2 separate regions of the Homo sapiens genome follow, and region 1 is linked to region 2. The links are chromatin loops, found by intact Hi-C in ENCODE. Cell type or tissue: CD4-positive, alpha-beta T cell. All regions are shown on one strand. Each heading gives the region's core, and the rest is flanking DNA. Links, peaks and the distances in the headings are about the cores only.

The links. A loop is a pair of places that touch in the nucleus more often than their neighbours do. Peaks named below come from ENCODE experiments on the same cell type or tissue, not always from the same donor. Only the 100,000 strongest peaks of a DNase experiment are listed, where the experiment ranks them.
Region 1: it touches region 2 in a loop (12-fold over the local background); 4 of 110 quality-filtered maps call a loop at or near these places.

The regions. Positions count from the first base shown.
Region 1 is chr10:93,915,831-93,923,420 of GRCh38, reverse strand. No RefSeq gene overlaps it. Among named protein-coding and RNA genes, the nearest start is that of SLC35G1, 26 kb to the right of the region's middle. In CD4-positive, alpha-beta T cell, for the core only: a CTCF peak has its summit at 1,893 (motif pointing right); a DNase peak (open chromatin) is centred at 1,890.
Region 2 is chr10:93,550,651-93,561,771 of GRCh38, reverse strand. It overlaps LOC105378436 (a long non-coding RNA gene), which reads right to left and starts at 5,293. Exons shown (of 3, transcript XR_946212.2): 1 at 4,644-5,293; 2 at 1,921-2,027; 3 at 669-755. RefSeq lists an enhancer at 5,061-5,561. In CD4-positive, alpha-beta T cell, for the core only: CTCF peaks have their summits at 6,623 and 6,822 (motif pointing left); DNase peaks (open chromatin) are centred at 6,451 and 6,791; H3K27me3 peaks cover 593 bases.

The sequences.
Region 1 (7,590 bases), core at 13-5,012, 370 kb before region 2:
TCTGGCCGTTTAAATTAACATATTGATGGTCTGAAATATATATACATGTTGTTTTTACTATTGTTTTCAAATGAATGAGGTATGTCTTTATCTTCTGACATGAAAAATTTTCGTGATATACTGTCTAGTGGGACAGAAGTTTCGGGACAGAATGTACCATATGATTCCATTTTGTAAAAATTAATCAATCAATTAAACAAACAAATCTATATGTATCTATCGAAAAGAGAATCCAGCTAGGCATGGTGGTGTACATGTGTAGTCCCAGGTACTTAGGATGCTGAGGCAGGAGGATAGCTTGAGCCCAGGAGTTCAACGCTGCAGTAAGTTCATACTACTGCAGTCCACTCTGGACTACAGAAGGAGAGCTCGTCTCTAAAAAAATGGGAAAAAAAAGAGGAGAAAAATAAAAGAAGAATCCACTCTACTACTTAAAGGTCAGGGGAATTGAGCCTTCCATTTATATTTTACATTTCTGTGTTGCTAATTTTTTAACTATATGGAAGTTTATTAATGATGCAATCCCTGATTTAAGATACAAGAAATGCATCAGAAATCCAGATGTCAATGTCCTATACAGATTCTTGCTTTGAAAATATGTTCTGAGAGCAATGTGATTGCAGTCCTTGGAAAATCTTCTCTGACTGTTGCTGCAACTTTACTTATTTATTTTAAATCTGTACATATTTAATGCATACAGCTTGATGAGTTTGGAGATAAGTATACATCCATGAAACCATTTCCACAATCTATGCCATAAACATATCAATTACCTCCAAAAGTTTCCTCCCACCCTCATTATAATTTGTGTTAAGAACACTTGACATTGATCTACCATCTTAGCAAATTTTTAAGTATAAAATGCAATATTATTAACTCTAGGCACTATGTTGTACAGATGTCTAGGACCTATTCATGTTGCATAACTGAAATTTTTTGTGCCCTTTGACCAATAGTTCCCCATCTTCCTTTGCCATATGGCCCTGGCAACCACCATTCTACTTTCTGATTCTACGAGTTTGACTATACCTGATACCTCATATAATTGGTATCATGTAGTATTTGTCCTTCTGTGTTAGGCTTATTTCACTTAGCATAATGTGCTCCAGGTTCATTCATGTTGTCGCAAATGGCAAGATTCTTTCTCTTTTAAGTCTAAATAATATTCCACTGTATGTATATATACACCACATTTTCTTTATCCATTTGTCCTTTGGAAATTTAGGTTGCTTGCACGTCTTGGCTATTGTGAATAATGCCGCAGTGAACACAGGAGTGAAGATATCTCTTCAGTATACTGATTTTGATTCCTTTGGATATATGCCCAGAAGTGGGATTTTTTAATCATATTATATTTTTAATTTTTCAAGAAACTTCCAAACTGTTTTCCACTGTGGCTACACCAATTTACGTTTCCACCAACAGTGTAGAAGGATTCCCTTTTCTTTACTTTCTCGCTTGTTGAATTTTTAAAGTATCACCTTTGAAAGATAAATACAGTATTTTTTAAAACAAAAATATTTCTCCAGGCATGGTGGCTCACGCCTGTAATTCCAGCATTTTGGGAAGATGAGGCAGATGGATCGCTTGAGCCCAGGAGTTCGAGACCAACCTGGCCAACATGGTGAGACCCTATCTCTACAAAAAATACAAAAATTAGCTGGGCTGGTGTCATGCTCCTGTGGTCCTAACTACTCGGGAAGCCGAGATGGGAGGATCACCTGAGCTTGGGAAGTTGACACTGCAGTGAGCTGAGATCAAGCCCCTCCACTCCAGCCTGGGTGACAGAGTGAGAACCTGTCTCAAAAAAAGAAAAAAAAATCAAGAAACGCAAGCCACTGGTTTCCACAGCAAGTCTTGACCATAGCTCCACACCACAAGGGGGTGCTGTGGGATTCTGAATGAGTCACATCACTGGCACCTCAGTTTCCCCTCTGTAAAACGAGGATAACACCCCCCTCACCGGGAGGTGGCGGAGCTGAAAAGATGTGGCTGTGAAAGCGAGTGGGTCTGAGTGGGTTCTGGGAGACTGCCTTTAATTTTCCTAAATTTGAATGGGGGTTGGGATAAGGTGAGACCAAAGAATCCCTGTTCTGGTCGATTATGTTTCTAAAACTAGAACTAAGAATTCAGTGCTTAGCTTCCTCCTCTGACCTAAGTCTCTTCTCACACTCCTATTCAAAGTGCTGGGGTGGAAGGAAGCTTGAAGTCACCCTGTCCTCAAAGAATCTGACAAAAGTTATGCACCTGAATCCCAGAAAACTGCATGGAAAGCTGAATTTTAAATATAATTCCTGGAGATTCCCAGGCCCACGTGAAGGATCCTTCATTGATTTAATTCAGGCACCTTATTTTACCCAGGAGAACAAAATTTAGAAATTAAGGCCACTGAACCTGGCTGTTAATGGCTCACAGATTCCCCATCCCCAAGAATTGCTCTGGGTATAAGACCCACCTACAATGCAGTGGTGTGATTTATGCTCCTGAAAGCACATCCTCTGCCAGGTGCAGTGGCTCAAGCCTGTAATCCCAGCACTTTGGGAGGCCCATGAGGGTGGATCACCTGAGCTCAGGAATTCGAGACTGACCTGGGCAACATGGCAAAACCCCATCTCTACAAAAAATTTAAAAAGTAGCCTGGTGTGGTGGCAGCTACTTAGGAGGCTGAGGTGGGAGGATTGCTTGAGCCCTGAAGGCAGAGGTTGCAGTGAGCTGAGATTGTGCTACTGCACTCCAGCCTGGGTGACAAAGTGAGACCCCGTCTCAATACATACATAAATTTAAAAAAGTGCATCCTTGCTTGCCTCTTTCCCCCTCCCTGGTCTGTTTTCCTCATGAGCTTTTCCTGAAGAGCATATGCCCAGTAAATCACACACACCTCAACCTCTGTCTGGGGCTCTCCTAGGGAATCTGACCTCATACTAGTACCAAGTGTCACTGGCATCATTTTATAGATTCCAGACATTGATAACATGTGATGACAATACACTGATAAGATATCTAACTGCTCTCTTCACTTTATAAAATCATGCTTGGGACCTCAGAGATCATTTAGTCATCTTAGAGGTGAGGACATGTATTATATATATGTAGATATATACTTTATATTATTTATATATTTATTCTCCTGCTTTTTCCACTTAATATCATAACATGACGATTTCTCTTTACTTCTTTTTTTGTGGCTCCATTTGGTAAGCTTTGTAAAAAGAACTTGTATTTGGGGCCGGGTGTGGTGGCTCACACCTGTAATCCCAGCCCTTTGGGAGGCTGAGGTGGGCAGATCACCTGAGGTCATGAGTTCAAGACCAGCTTGGCCAACATGGTGAAACCCCGTCTCTACCAAAAATACAAAAAAATTAGCCGGACATCATGGTGGGCACTTGTAATCCCAGCTACTCGGGAGAATGAGGCAGGAGAATCGCTTGAACCCGGGGGGCAGAGGTTGCAGTGAGCTGAGATGGTGCCACTGCACTCCAGCCTGGGTGACAGAGCGAGACTCCATCACAAAACAAAACAAAACAAAACAAAAACAAAAACAAAAAACTTTTAAGTTCAGGGGTACATGTGCAGATTTGTTATATAGGTAAACCTGTGTCTTGGGAGTTTGTTGTACAGATTATTTCATCACACAGGTGTTAAGCCTAGTACCCATTAGTTATTTTTCCTGATCCTTTCCCTTCTCCTACCCTCTACCCTCTGGAAGGCTCCAGTGTCCACTGTTCCTCCTCTATGTGTCCATGTGTTCTCAACATTTAGCTCCCACTTATAAGTGAGAACGTGTGGTATTTGGTTTTCTCTTCCTGTGTTAGTTTGCTAAGGATAACGAGCTCAAGCTCCATTCATGTTCCTGCAAAGGACATGATCTTGTTTTTTTATAGCTGTATAGTATTCCATGGTGTATATGTAGCACATTTTCCTGACACAGTCCACTATTGATGGGCATTTAGGCTGATTCCATGTCTTTGCTGTGAATAGTGCTGCAATGAACATATGTGTGCATGTCTTTATGATAGAACGATTTCTATTCCTTTGGATTTCCCTTTACTTCTGTCTTTATAAAGATACTTGTGAAAAGATGCATAATATTCTAATCTATGAAGGTAGCTTTTTTAAACCTAATATACTCAAATGGAATAGTTATTTGTATTTTTATTATTATAAATTATAAAAGGGAATGTCTTTATGTAAATATTTGTTTCTGTGTTTCAGGGGTTTTTTCCCTTAGGAAAAATCTTCTAGAAATAGTTACTGGGCCACAGGGTATGATATGTATTGCAAATTTTTCAAAAAATTTTTACCAACTTAACATTCCCAACCACAATGCTGTCTGGCAATTTGAACCCTCTTGCCAATATCAAGTGTTATTTTTATAAAAACAAACCCCAAACTCTGACTTAAAGTGAAAAGAACTCACTGCTCCATTAATTTATCTTTATTTACAGTAAAGTTGATTTTTTCATATATTTATTAGCCATTTATTTTTCCTGTTTGGGGGCGTTTTCCCCCTTGTGTAGGGCTTTACTAATGAATTTGTACAGTTTTTGACAGCCACTCTGAAAAAATATTATACTAGTTGTGGACTTTGTTACTAAGCCCTTGATTTAGAGATATTTATGCTATAATTTCTCCAGAGCAACATTTTTTACCTGTTCTGTGGCAAAGTGTATGGGGAAAGATTTGAGTCTGGAGAAATTCCATTAGTAATTAACACTCAACCAAATTTACCTCCCTCGCTACAGGCAAGACGGAATGTCTTTAAGAGAGGATTTCTAAACATAAAATGTAATGTGATAATTAAACAAAATATTTAAAGTGGAATGGAGGCAGAAATGAAAACAACCAGAAAACACTTACATATTTATGAAAAAACACAAAGTGGGCAGATGACATTGTTCAAAATGCTAGGGTTAGGGCAATGTAACCCATGTGCCTCGAAGATACTAACAAATTCAGACATCCCTAATGTTAGGTTTGTCTTAGGATTTCAACTTGTGGTTTTAAAAATGTTTCTCATTTGGTTGTTTTCTTATTTCAGAAATAAAGTTGACACTAAGAAAAATCCAATTGGATAGATAATCAACACTGCAAGTCAAGCAAGTGTTTTAGCCTCCTTCTCAGTGCAGTGTTATCATTTATCTGTTTTCATGATTAAAAAAATTAAGTGCTGACAGTTTTTCAAGAGACAAGATTAAATTCTGTACTGAAATTCTTCAAGCTTGAGCTCTAGCCAGAGGTGAACTTTATTTTGGAAAATCTGAGAAAATAAGCTCCATTAATTCTGAGGTGTGGAAAGAAAGATCTTGAAATACCCCTCACTTCTCCAGACACATTATTTAACCTAGCACATTCCTTACAGCAGCTGTTCCAAATCTTTTCCACTTTCCCCAAACCCTCCTAAGCCGTATGGAGAAGGCAGATGCTGGGTGACCTTCCTTGTCCAAGCTCCTCCCATCTCCAAATGCCCCCATGTCTACTCCCACTGAATCATAAATTCTTTTAGGACAGCCCACTGTCTTTCCTTTACACTCCCCTTCTCCTAGTCCAAAACGGAGTGCCCTGTTCATAAGAATGGTTCACTAAGAGTTTAAAAAGGAATGATTGGGGCAAAATCAACTTAAACAACATGGATCCTAGATTTTGCTGGTAGTCAGACCCTGACTAGAGTCAGTTTCCTTGGAATAATGAACTAAGGCAGGAACACAGCAGAGTGCCCCATACAGGCCTAAGTTAGAACCTGGTCCTACCACTCATTAACTGGGTGATCCGGGACAAATTAACCTCTCAACCCCACTCCCCCTCATTCTTCAGATACTTCATCTCAAAAAATGAGGAACATAGAAATTCCTGGCTCTTAGAGCTCTTAGGAGGATTAAATCAGAGAATGGAGTTGGTGCAGAATGTACCAGTTAATAAGCGCTCAAAATAGCTGTAATACATGTTGTCATATATCTTCAATATATCAAACCTCTGAATAATTTGCCAGGTTTGCAAACTGTTTTCCTAATCTCTTTCTGCCTTATGCAGGCAAACCTCAGTTTAAAAAAAGGAAAGAGGGTGTTGAAGGAGAGCTGATGGGAATTGTTTCTCAGCTCCTTCACCCTGATTTTAGAACTTTGATCTACCTCTGAAGCCAGGAAAACCTGCACCTCCCCCACTCCAGGATGGAGGACAGAACACATGACCTCTGCTTTACTTCGCCATCGGCTCTATGTACCGCGACTCCCTCTCCGATTCTAGTAGTCCCTAGCTCAGTGCCTGGCGTAGGGTGGCGCGCAACAGTCTGCACAGTTGAGTTGCTTAAATCCCCACGTCCCTTCTCACGAATGGACTCTGGGCAGAGTTGCTTACTTCTGTACCTGCCTGCTTGCATCTTAGAGATCATTTTTGTTCTGCAGACTCTAAAGCTCTTCCTCTGATTCCTATCAGAGCATAACTCAATCACAAAGATTTCAGGGCGGACTATTCCATATGCATTGATTATTTGTCGGTTCACTTAGTAAACATTTATTCAATGCCTACTGTGCTTTTTAAAAAAAGAAGAGCACATGTTTAGCTATAGAAGAACTTGTTTGCTTTTTTCCCCCTCAGATCCTTTAAACTCCGGTGAGGTTACCTTTCTCTTTTTGAGGCTTTAAAATAATGTCTGACTATAGTGACATCTACTGGTAAAACTGAGCTCTAAGCCAAGGGAATCATAAGCACCTAGCCTGTTATTTTGACAGTTCTTTTTTCCCTAAGTGTGGTCCAGGCGGATGTCCAAATCAACATTCTTTGATAATAAGAACTACTAAACCACTTCATTAAAGTCACTTTCCTGCTAATGATTTCTGAATCTTAAAAGCTGTTCTGTTTAAAATACTACCGCTATCCTTGCTGAAAAATCACAGACCAAGATGCCAGGCAGCCTTTTGAAAGGACCATACTTAAGAAAGTGCACAGAACCTTAGAAAGATATTGCATTAAAGTAACTCATATTGAATTGAATGGCTGCAAGCCCTGGCTAACACAGCATTGCTATGAACTGATGGATTCCAGGACATTTCAGTTCACGAATGAATTATTATTTAAAAGTTAATTTGTATGCCATGTGGCAGATACGATAACAAAGAGATGAGGTCACCGGATTCTTCTATTAAAGAAGTCATTGGTCAGGTTTAGGATTTTATTTTACACATAATGAAGTATTCAGTTGTTAAATTCTCAAGGTATCCATCAACAGGACATTTAACACAACATAAATACTGTGCATTTGCTGAAAAGAAAAGCAGGAAGGAATAAGAAATAATGCTTTTATAATATTAGTAAATTATATTTTCTAAAATGGAAAAATAAAGCTTTTTTAAGAATAGATTTTTAATTACCTTGAATTCTGGGAGAGAAACAACTATATAATTCTCCAGTAATTTGTTGCTAGCTTGCAAAATGTTAACTACGTCTGCTGGTGCCAATGAGTTTTATCAATCAAGATGCGTTTGGCTAGATGTCCTCATGGCAGCAAGAGGCTGAAGCAGCTCTAGCACCACCTCCTTACACAAACAGAAAACACTCTTCAGAAGCCTCATTGTGAGAACAAGCAACTCTTTCCCA
Region 2 (11,121 bases), core at 3,702-8,701:
GCGTAGCTGGGTTCGAGACCCATCTTTTTAGTAGAGATGGGGTTTTGCCATGTTGACCAGGCTGGTCTCTAACTCCTGACCTCAAGTGATCCACTTGCCTTAGCCTCCCAAACTGCTAGGATTACAGGTGTGAGCCGGTTTTCTTATTTTTCCTCTGGAAAAATGTTATAAAGTTAGTATGAAAATGCTTACTGGTTCATTACTCGACCTCCAAATCTCCCTGTGAGAGTCTGTCCATCTGTCTGTGTATGTATGTATCTGTCTGTCTGTCTGTCTATACCTATCAGTTCTGAGACATATGCCTTTGCAGGTTCAGGGTATCTCTGTGCAAAATTAGGATATATTATAGAGCAGAATGCAAAGGTTGCTCACCCTCGTGCAAAGATTTCAAGTCTCTCTCCTGCCTCTGTTCCTCCCATCCTGTCAAGGTGAGACCCCTCCCAGATCCCCAGACCCAACTGCCCTGAGCATTCATAGCTGAGTAACCACCTCAGCCAGGCCAGAGTGGGGTGACGGGGAAGACCACCTTGCACCCTGATGGTGGTGCAAGGCTCCTTCTTCAAGGAGGCCCAAGAGTTCCCAGGGAGACAGGGCATAGGCATTCAGACCAAGGGAACAGCAATGCAAAGGTAGGAAGGCCCGAGAGAGCAACACATGCCTGGGAAGGGGCAAGTGCTCTGGCATGCCCAGCACTGTGATCTTCTCCACTGTCCATAGCACATCTATCCACCAAAAGATAGGAACCCAAGTAGAAGCTGGAAAATAAGAGCAAGACTCAAGTGAGCAGCTGCCTGTTTATAAGTTGTTCACACACTAGGGGCCCAGGGCAGGGATCATACTGTGTCTACTTTAAACAAGATACAGAGGCCGGGCCACAGCTAGCACACTCAAAGCTTTACATAAGTTAGAAAAAAAGGGACTTCCCTGAACAGATGAGTTGGAAGGCGCTCCTTCCCCAGGGTTGATGCAGCCAAGGCTCTGGGCATGGCTAACAGGGCCTGGCTGGGGCTGAGCCCCTGTGCACGCCCCTCAGGTGGGAGTCCTTGGCAGGCCGAAACCTGCAATGTGGTTAGAAGTGGCTGTGCCTCATGGTTTGTGGGCTTGAGGGCAGCAATGGCCCTTCTCACGGGCTCTTCCTGCCCACTTGATTGCGGTTTCTGCTCAAGCCCTCAAAGCCCACCTCATACCTTAAACTGCCTTTGTAAGATTATAACTGAGGAAATTATGACAGTGAAAGAAATCAGACCTAACTGACTCCATCTTGCTTCTAAACTTTAAGCAAGCTGTCCTTGTTCATTCCTGGGCGTAGGCCGAACTAACTATGGGAAGGAATTCAGTTCACGGTTTGACTCTGAAACAAAATTGATAGCAGCCCTTTTCCCGAAAAGACCCTCGTCTTGCCTGGGGACTAGTCTGCCTTTGCAGGACTAACAAGTTAGCTACAAGATTAGAAATTACAGTTCAGATGTCATGCTGGCTCCAAGAGTCTGAACCTCCCCAAATTGCTCCTGGGGTAACATCACTGTTGCAAAACCTAAGATCAGGGCTTGAGATATTTTGCAGACCCTGCACTCGATGGATCAGCCACCACCACCCAGACCGGTAATCTGGTTCAACCAGTTCTGCCATCACACCCAGGAATAGAAAACAGCAAGAAAAACTCACTTCGACCCTCTGTGATTCTATCTCCAACCTGACCAATCAGCCCTCCCCATTTCCCAAGCCCCTACCCACCAAATTATCTTTAAAAGTTATAATCCACAAATGCTCGCAGAGACTGATTTGAGTAATAAAAAAACTGCAGTCTCCTGCACAGCCGGCTCTGAATAAATTACTCTTTCTCTGTTGCAATTCCCCTGTCTTGATAAATCAGCTCTATCTGGGCAGCGGGCAAGGTGAACCCACTGGACAGTTACATACCCTATCACAGCGGGGGCATTGACGGGGCAGGGCCCATCTGTGAGTTCCACTGAGCCGACTTTGTCTGCCTGGGAGTTTCCTCAAGCTCATTTCTGCGACAATCTTGCCTGAGGAGATGAAGAAAGGAGAGCAAGGGCCAGCCTTTTAGCAACTGTGAGGGCGGGGATGTCCGCACACTGGACGGCCAGGCCTGACCACTGTCGCTGGAGTCCTGGGGTGACTAAACTCTGTTCCTCCCAGACAGACAGAAGAGGTGAAGCCATGCCTCAAGAAGCCCCAGTGCCTTGAGGAGGCCTTAGGAGTCAATAGACCAGAAAAGATCAGCCCCCCACTGCTGAGGTAACTGGGGAAGGAGGAACACTGAGGAGTAGGGGGACTGGCAAGGGGGGGTAGAAAGAACAATAACAATAATAATAGGAGTGGCTGGGAGCGGTGGCTCACACCTGTAATCCTGGCACTTTGGGAGGCTGAGGTGGGCAGATCACGAAGTCAGGAGTTCGAGACCAGCCTGGCCAACATAGTGAAACCCCATCTCTACTAAAAGTATAAAAATTACCTGGGTGTGGTGGCACAAGCCTGTAGTCCCAGCTACTTGGGACACTAAGGCAGGAGAATCGCTTGAACCTGGGAGGCAGAGGTTGCAGTGAGCTGAGATCGCGCCACTGCACTCCAGCCTGGGTAACAGAGCAAGACTCCATCTCAAAAAAAAAAAAAAAAAAAAAAAAAAATTAGTAGTAGTGGCCAGGCACTGTGGCTCACGCCTGTAATCCCAGCACTTTGGGAGGCCAAGGTAGGTGGATCACGAGGCCAAGAGATCAAGACCATCCTAGCCAACATGATGAAACCCCATCTCTACTTAAAATATAAAAATTAGCTGGGCATGGTGGCGCACGCCTGTAGTCCCAGCTACTGGGGAGGCTGAGGCAGGAGAATCACTTGAATCCAGGAGGCAGAGGTTGCAGTGAGCCAAGATCGTGCCACTGCACTCCAGCCCGGGCGACAGAGCAAGACTTTGTTGCAAATAAATAAATAAATAAATATTAGTAAGACAAGTGAGTTCTGTTTGGGGGCTAAAGCTCAGGGGCTCGAGCAGTGGTCCCTGCAACTCAGCGCTCTCAGCCCTGCCTGTTTTATCACCTGGGCTCTGCAGCCTTCCTGTCCACAGTGGTAGCTACCAGGATCTTTCCCAGTGCATTTCTTTCCAGCTTAAATTGGCCAGAATTTATTAACTCCTGTTGCTTGCCACCAAGGAGTCTAATCAATAGAAGATCCAACATCTGACGCCTCCCCTCCCCCCCATGTTTTAAAGACAGTCTTTATTTTAATGAGGCCAGATTGCCCAATACGGGAGCTCAAACTGGATAAGTGGGATCTTGGTAATCACCTTTTTCCCATTCTTCCAAGGAAAGATGTAATTAAAGCCCCTAAATACAAAATGTTCAACTCAGAGAGAAGAGCAATTTTGATATGGTCCATTTCTACTTAAGCGGTAGTGTTTCTCTGTGGCCCTCTCTCGGCCAGGAGCCACAGTGGCCAGCCGAGGATGGCAGGCAGTCCATTGAGCACACACTGATGGAGCACGTACTGCATGGCCAGCACCATGCCCAGTCCTAGAAATGGCCAGACAGCAGGTAAGGATGTGAGCACAAGCCCAGAAGAGCTTTCTACAGTACAAGATGTAGCTTTACTGAAATTCCGCACATCCCAAGGAGACCATTGGCCAAGATATTGCAGTGTTGCGCGATTCCTCTTGCATCACTTTCTTTTTTTCTTTTCTCTTTTTTTTCTTTTTTTTTGGCTTCTTTATTAGTTCTATGTTTCTATTATGAAATGCAAGAAAAATATAAATTTGTCCTTCATTCTTCTACACAGCGATAATCCTGTGAGATTGTGCTGTGTAACTTTCCAGTGTGTTTTCTGTACATCCGGGGCTGTCTGTATGCCTACAGGTATTTTATAAAATGGGAATTGTGTTGCACACACTATTTTGTAATATGCATTTAAAAATTGTTTTCAGGACCTGGCGCAGTGGCTCACACCTGTAATCCCAGCACTTTGGGAGACTGAGGCGGGTGGATCACCTGAGGTCAGGAATTCAAGAACAGTGTGACCACCATGGCGAAACCCCGTCTCTACTATAAATACAAAAATTAGCTGGGCATAGTGGCGCGTGCCTTTAGTCCCAGCTACTCAGGAGACTGAGGCAGGAGAATCGCTTGAACCCGGGAGGTGAAGGTTGCAGTGAGCTGAGATCACACCACTGCACTCCAGCCTGGGTGACAGAGTGAGACTCTGTCTCAAAGAAAAAAAAATTTTTGTTCAGTCACATTATTCTTCTATTCTATCCCTCAGTTTCCTCAATGCACACAACTGTCCCGTGCCATATTTAGCCCCCAGCTTGGCTGCAAGGTGAAAGGACAGAGCTATGCACCACACCCACCCTCCAGCAATGGCTCTCAGAGGCCAGCCTCTGCTTTAGTCTCCGCTGGTTTAAAGTGAAATGGGAAAAGTGTCAACTGTGTAGTTTTCCCCAAGGCTAACCACATCCATTTTTACTTGCAAGATTATGTCCTGCTTATTTTGCTGTTGTTAAACTTCTCTTTCTTTTAGGACAGAGTATGTGTGGCAGTCATTAAAAACAAACAAACAAAACAAAACAAAAAATCCTATGTTAAAAACTTGACTACTGCTTCAATCTCCAGAGAAACTCAGTCAAGACTCACCAGCCCGTCACATGGCGATAATAAGGACACATATTCATACAAGCAAAGACCTCCAAATTTCCAGACCCTTTTATATCCATGCTTTTATCTCATCTCGAGGACAGCTCTCCAGGGCAGGTGGTATGCTCTCCCGTTTCACAGAGGAGGCAGCAGGTGGCCCCCGTGCAGCAAAGGGAGATGGTCCCGCTTACATGGCTCGTTAGCCCCAGTGGAGCAGACTCAGGTTCTCGATTCTCAACTCAGTGACCTTGGAGGGGCTCTTCCCTGAGCTGCAGCTTTGCAACCATGCATCACTGAAGAATGGAACCTGATGGAACATTCTGGAATTCCACTCCGAAAGTCCCAAAGCTACAACACACTTCAGTGGCCAGAACCTGGCCTCTGCCACTCCTGCTCACCCATTGGCCCTTGCTTGGGGCTGCATGCTTCAGCACTCTGGCGCTGCCTGTGGGGTGCAGCTGAAGGGGAAGAGCAAGCCTCACAATTGAACACTTGCAGGAAATGTCTGATACTTGGGTGTGGCCTCCTGGGTTTGATTCCTGTCCTGTAGCTCACTGGCTGTGCACTCTTGGGCAAGTGACATCACTTCTCTAGATCTCTGTTTCTTCATTTGTAAAACGAAAATAACAATGCATCCTTCAAGGCTGGGCACGGTGGCTCACGCCTGTAATCCCAGCACTTTGGGAGGCTGAGGCAGGTGGATCACTCAAGGTCAGGAGTTCGAGACCAGCCTGGTCACCATGGCAAAAATTAGCTGGGCGTGGTGGTGGGCACCTGTAATCCCAGCTACTCGGGAGTATGAGGCAGGGAGAATAGCTTGAACCCAGGAGGCGGAGGTTGCAGTGAGCCGAGATGACACCACTGCACTCCAGCCTGGGCGACAGAGCGAGACTCTGTCTCAAAAAAAAAAAAAAGAAACAAAGAAAGAAAGAAAATATTAAACACTGAAACACTAAACCACTTCTACAATAGATATAAGGTCAACAGTAAGGGGGAGGTAAATCAGTTATATGTCTTCAGTAGAATACTACACAGTCATTAAAATGCTTGTGAATTGAATGATATGGGTGGCAGGTACCTGTAATCCCAGCTACTCAGGAGGCTGAGGCAGGAGAATCGCTTGAACCCAGGAGGTGGAGGTTGCAGTGAGCTGAGATTGTGCTACTGCACTTCAGCCTGGGTGACAGAGCAAGACTCCGTCTCAAAAAAATAAAAATAAATAAATAAATAAAATACTTCCTTCATTGGCTTGTGTAAGATAATATACTAAATGTCACACCTTTAGTGTAGTAAGGGCTTAAGAAGTGTAAGTTTGTGACTTTTTTTAGCATCTGACACATAGGAGGGGCTTAAAATATTTTCAATAGTTGAATAATTAAATAGATGAATGAACGAAAATGGAAATTTGAGGTTTAGTGAGCCTCTTGATGTCTCTGCTATCTAAGTCGTGGTCCTCAGGAGCCTGCTGTAAAGATGGATAAGGATAGGGGTGGGGGTGGGAGGGGCCATCACCACCCTGGTACTCCCCCACTCCACCCCCACTGCCCCCAAAGAAACAGGCAGTGGAAATTAAAAAGCAGGGCTAAAGGGGATGTAACACAGACGTAAATTTTGAGAAGAGAGGGATCATTTATTGTAAGATGTGTTCTCAGCGTGGGGTCCTTCCTTTCCTGGGAAATATGACCTCCAGGTGATCTGGATTCCAAAAGGAGAGAAAAGACATGGCTAGGGAAGGGGTGTCCAGTGAGGGCCCTAACATGCAGCCCTTCGGAGGGGCGAAGACAATGACTCAGCCTGGCCAACGCCCTGAACTCTGACTGTCTGTTTCCTCTATGCTGATTGAGTTCAGCAGCCGGCAACCGATGAGACTCCTAGGAAGGGCTCCAGAATCACTGATAGCTGACGGAGGCTTGGCAGCGTGGGGGCCCTCCGAGCCTGGGAAGGTGGGCTTATGTAAATACTGTAATGCAGAGGGTGCTGGAGCCGCATCAAGAGCCAGCTCAGCTGCTGTGCGCTACTGACACAGCCATTCCTGTCTTGGGCCTCAACAACTTCCTCACAAATGAAAATGTTGAACAAAATGAGCTCTCCAAGCCCTGCCAGCCAGGTCTGATGGAAGAGTGTAGGGAGTTAGGCCTTGAAAAGCTGCTCCGCACTGCCCCCTGGTGTCATTGGCTACAGTGACCATTGTCCTCAAACCTCTGGTGTCCATCCACCCACCCCCTCATCCACCTATACGCCCATCCATCCGTCCATCCATCCATGAGCCTGGTACATCTCTGAAGAGTGTGTCAGCTTTTCATTTCGGGGGTAAGGGGAGAAAGGGACCTGGGCCCACATATGGGGGCAATGCTGACCTGAACAAGCAGAGCCACAAGGAGAAGGGGTGACCAGACGGTACCTGGAGCTTGGAACAGTTGTCTGGACTCAGAGGTATTGAGTGACACCCAAATGAGGGAACTGGGCTCCCTGCTCCTGGTGGCAGCTTGAATGATGGTTCTTTGGATTTTTAAGGATGAAACCATCCTGGAAAGTGGACCTTGAGATATAGATCATTTGTCTATTTCATACATACACACACACACACACACCCAATATAGCAATGCTATTGTGGGGATATATATCAGACTTGATGGTTGTCCTTTTGAACTCTATCAGGTGACTTGCAAATTTCCCACAGTATGAGTCCTGCCTCCCCAAGGGAAAGGTCAACACTGGCTTTCCCATCTCCCTTGCACCAAGGCATGTACCCTAAGCTTAGACCACCAGACATACCGTGAGAGACTTGCCTTTGCAGGAGAGGACAAGCTAGGGTTTCACAGAATCCATTTATGGGCAAGAGTTTAGGGCACAATCAAGAGGCTTCTAGGATCTCACATCCAGAACCAGTGGTGCAAGCCAGGCATGGTGTCTGTGCTGTAGTGTGGTGACACTGAGTGTTCCACTGGAGCAGCCTTCATCATGTGACATCGTTCCAGGCTGGGAAGTCTTCACGGTCAATTCTCTGGCCCTCCCATCGGAGAGCCTGTGAATTACATTATACCTTTTTCTGTTTAATCCAGCCAGAATGGGTGTGTGTGTGTGTGTGTGTGTGTGTGTGTGTGTAACTGTTGCTCCTCCTGTGCTAATGTTTTGTTCAGCCTTAGAGGCCTCTGGCCTGGCTTCATTAGACTCCTGACTCCCCAGACAAATAACCAGACTTAGCTGAGCAGCTTCCGAATGGCAAGCCCCATGTCCTCTCTTTCTACAACCCATGCAGGAAGGACGCTCTAAGGCCTGGATAACTTTCTCCCAGTTTACTTTTCCTCTCCCCAAACTGCATTGCAAAACCAGCCATTTCTGTCCAGCCAACCACTTCATCTCCCCTTTCTCCTCCTCTCTCGCAATTCCTGTGAAACACACACATACACACACACACACACACACACACACAAGCAAGAGAGTGAGAGAAAGAGAGAAAGACAGAGGCGTGAGGTGAGGTCAGTGACTCCTAGGCCATAAATTCTGGAATAATGACTCCCTGGTGAACTGACTGACACAGTGCTTTCTCTTTTCTCATAATTTGCATTATAGGAATCTATTCCTCATATTTTGATGCATGGAGAAATCTCTTTCTTTTTTGCGGGGGAGGGGAAATAAAACTTTCTTTTTTCTTTTTTTCTTTTTCTTTTTTTTTTTTTGAGACAGTCTCGCTCTGTGGCCCAGGCTGGAATGCAATGGTGCAATCTTGGCTCACTTCAACCTCCGCCTCTCAGGTTCAAGTGATTCTCCTGCCTCAGCCTCCTGAGTAGCTGGGATTATAGGCGCGTGCCACCATGCCTGGCTAATTTTTTGTATTTTTAGTAGAGACGGGGTTTCACCACGTTGACCAGGCTGGTCTTGAACTCCTGACCTCAGATGATCCACCTGCCTCAGCCTCCCAAATTGCTGAGATTACAGGTGTGAGCCACCGCCCCCAGCAGGGAGATAAAATTCTCTGAATTCAGCTTTTTCCAACTCCTTAATAGGTAACATTTACTGACCTCTCACTATGTAACAAGCACCTTACTTGTGGTGACTCAGCTAAGTCTCACAACAATCCTGTGCAGAAGAAGAACATTGTTATTATTATCATCCCCATTTTACAGGTGAGAAGACTGAGGCAGAAGAATATAATGATCGGGAGACGTTGGGTTACAACTAACAGGAATCCAACTCAAATAAAACAAACAGAAATGGAGGAGAAGAAAGGAGAGAAGGAGGATAAAAGGGAGGAGGAGGAAAAGAAAAAGAAAGAAAAAAAGAAATGCACTGGCCTGGATAAGCAAAAAATCCAGGCAGTGACTTTAGCTTTAGGCACATCTGGATCCAGGGATGCAAACAACAACAACTTATTTGGGCACCTGTCCTCACCTCTGACTCTTTTCTCTGAATTGGGTTTGTTTCAGGAAGCCCATCCATCCCCTAGTGGAGGCAAAGAGGCCATAGCAGCTCTTGCCCACTTCCTACCAGCTCAGCAGACTCTTCCAGCACTATCCTCACACTTCCCAAGGGTGGCTCTTGTAGGCAGGGTGGGGTCTCATGCCCATCAGGAATCTGGACCGACAGAGGAAGGGCAGGTTCATAAGAAAAGTCAGGGTGCTGAGACCAAAAGATGGGACAAGGGATTCTGGGTGGGCTAAAACAGGGGGTCCCCAACAGATTAAGTTGCATAGAAAGTAAGCTGTCCAAATTCAAAGCCAGGTGTGATTTCATCTGAGGTCCATGAATGGCCCAGGAGATCTGGATCTCGTCCTGGTTTTGTCACTAATTGGCTGGTTAGAGGCTCACTTGTCCCATTTGCAAAATAGAAATAATAATACCTGTCCAGTCTCCGTCACTGAGTTATTACAGAAATCAAATTAGACCTTGAATTCGAAAGCACTTTGAAAAGTCAGATACACAGTACTATATTATTCATTTGTATATTTTCCATTGGTTGGTTGAAATCAGCTTAAAATTCTCTATATTTTCCCATAGAAAATATAATTCCCATTCTTATTTTCTTTTTCAAAAACTCATTATGAAAGCAACACATCCTATAAGCAATTTGAAAATATAGAGAAGAAAAAGAAAGAAAAGTGAAATAAAAGAAAAAGAAAAGGCTGGGCGCAGTGGCTCACGCCTGCAATCCCAGCACTTTGGGAGGCTGAGGTGGGTGGATCATGAGGTCAGGAGTTCGAGACCAGCCTGGCCAACACAGTGAAACCTCGTCTCTACTAAAAATACAAAAAATTAGCCAGGCATGGTGGCGGGCGCCTGTAATCCCAGCTTCTTGGGAGGCTGAGGCAGGAGAATCGCTTGAACCCGGGAGGCAGAGGTTGCAGTGAGCAGAGATCGTGCCATTGCACTCCAGCCCAGGCGACAGTGCAAGACTCTGTCTCAGAAAAGAAAAAGAAAAAGAAAAAATCACCCATAGTCTCACCATCCTTAAATAACTATTATTAGCATTTTGGTATTCTTTCTTTCTTATCTCTTCTGTGTATATGCCCACATGTATATTTTTGAAAAAAAAAATATGATAATATTACAATGCTCTTTCAAAATCTGCTTTTTCCCCATCAATAATATTGCAGTCTTTCATGTGGCACTAAATAGTTTTCTACTACTTCAATTTAATGGCAGAATAGTTTCCCATTGTTTAACAAAATACTTCTTGTTAGCTATTTAACTATTTGTAATTTTTCCCTGTTAGCAAAAATCTACCCAATCTAGAAAATTTTCTAGATATGAAATTTTGGATTGGGTTCATGTGCATATGTGTGTGCATGCATGAGTGTGTGTGTGTGCTTAACTTTTGCTCCTCCTGTGCTAATGTTTTGTTCAGCCTCAGAGGCCCCTGGCCTGGCCTCATCAGATTCCTGACTCCCTAGACAAATAACCAGCCTTAGTTGAGCAGCTTCTGAGTGCAAGCCCCATGTCCTGTCTTTCTACAACCCATGCAGGAAGGAGGCTCTAAGGCCTGGCTAACTTTCTCCTAGCTTACAAATTTTGCAAAACTAAGGCTTTAATATCTATTGCACTTCTGGAAAGTTTGCACCAAATCACACTCTCATGAGCAGTGGCCACGTATCCATTCCCCATCACCAATTATAGTAGGTATGACCATGTTGTAAAACTCTAACAATTGTGATAACCTTTTTCTTTTCAAATTTAGATCTGTGGCTGCTTCCCCTTGATTACTTTTTGCAGGTGGAGACTCTTGTCTCCTTCCTGGTTTGTTCAAGGTGTCAAAAAGTTCTGAGCGTTGGTGGCTTGGAAAATTCTATAGTTTGCAGGGCTAAATCGGAAGACCAAAGTTCACATTCCACACCCACATTTAGAAGCCATGTGACTTTTGATAATCTACTCAATTTTGCTGAGCTACAGCGTCTATATGTATAAAATAGAGATCTATATCCAGAATGTTCTGAGAATTGAAAAAAAAATAAAAGGAAATCTAGTCCTGACACGGGCTTGC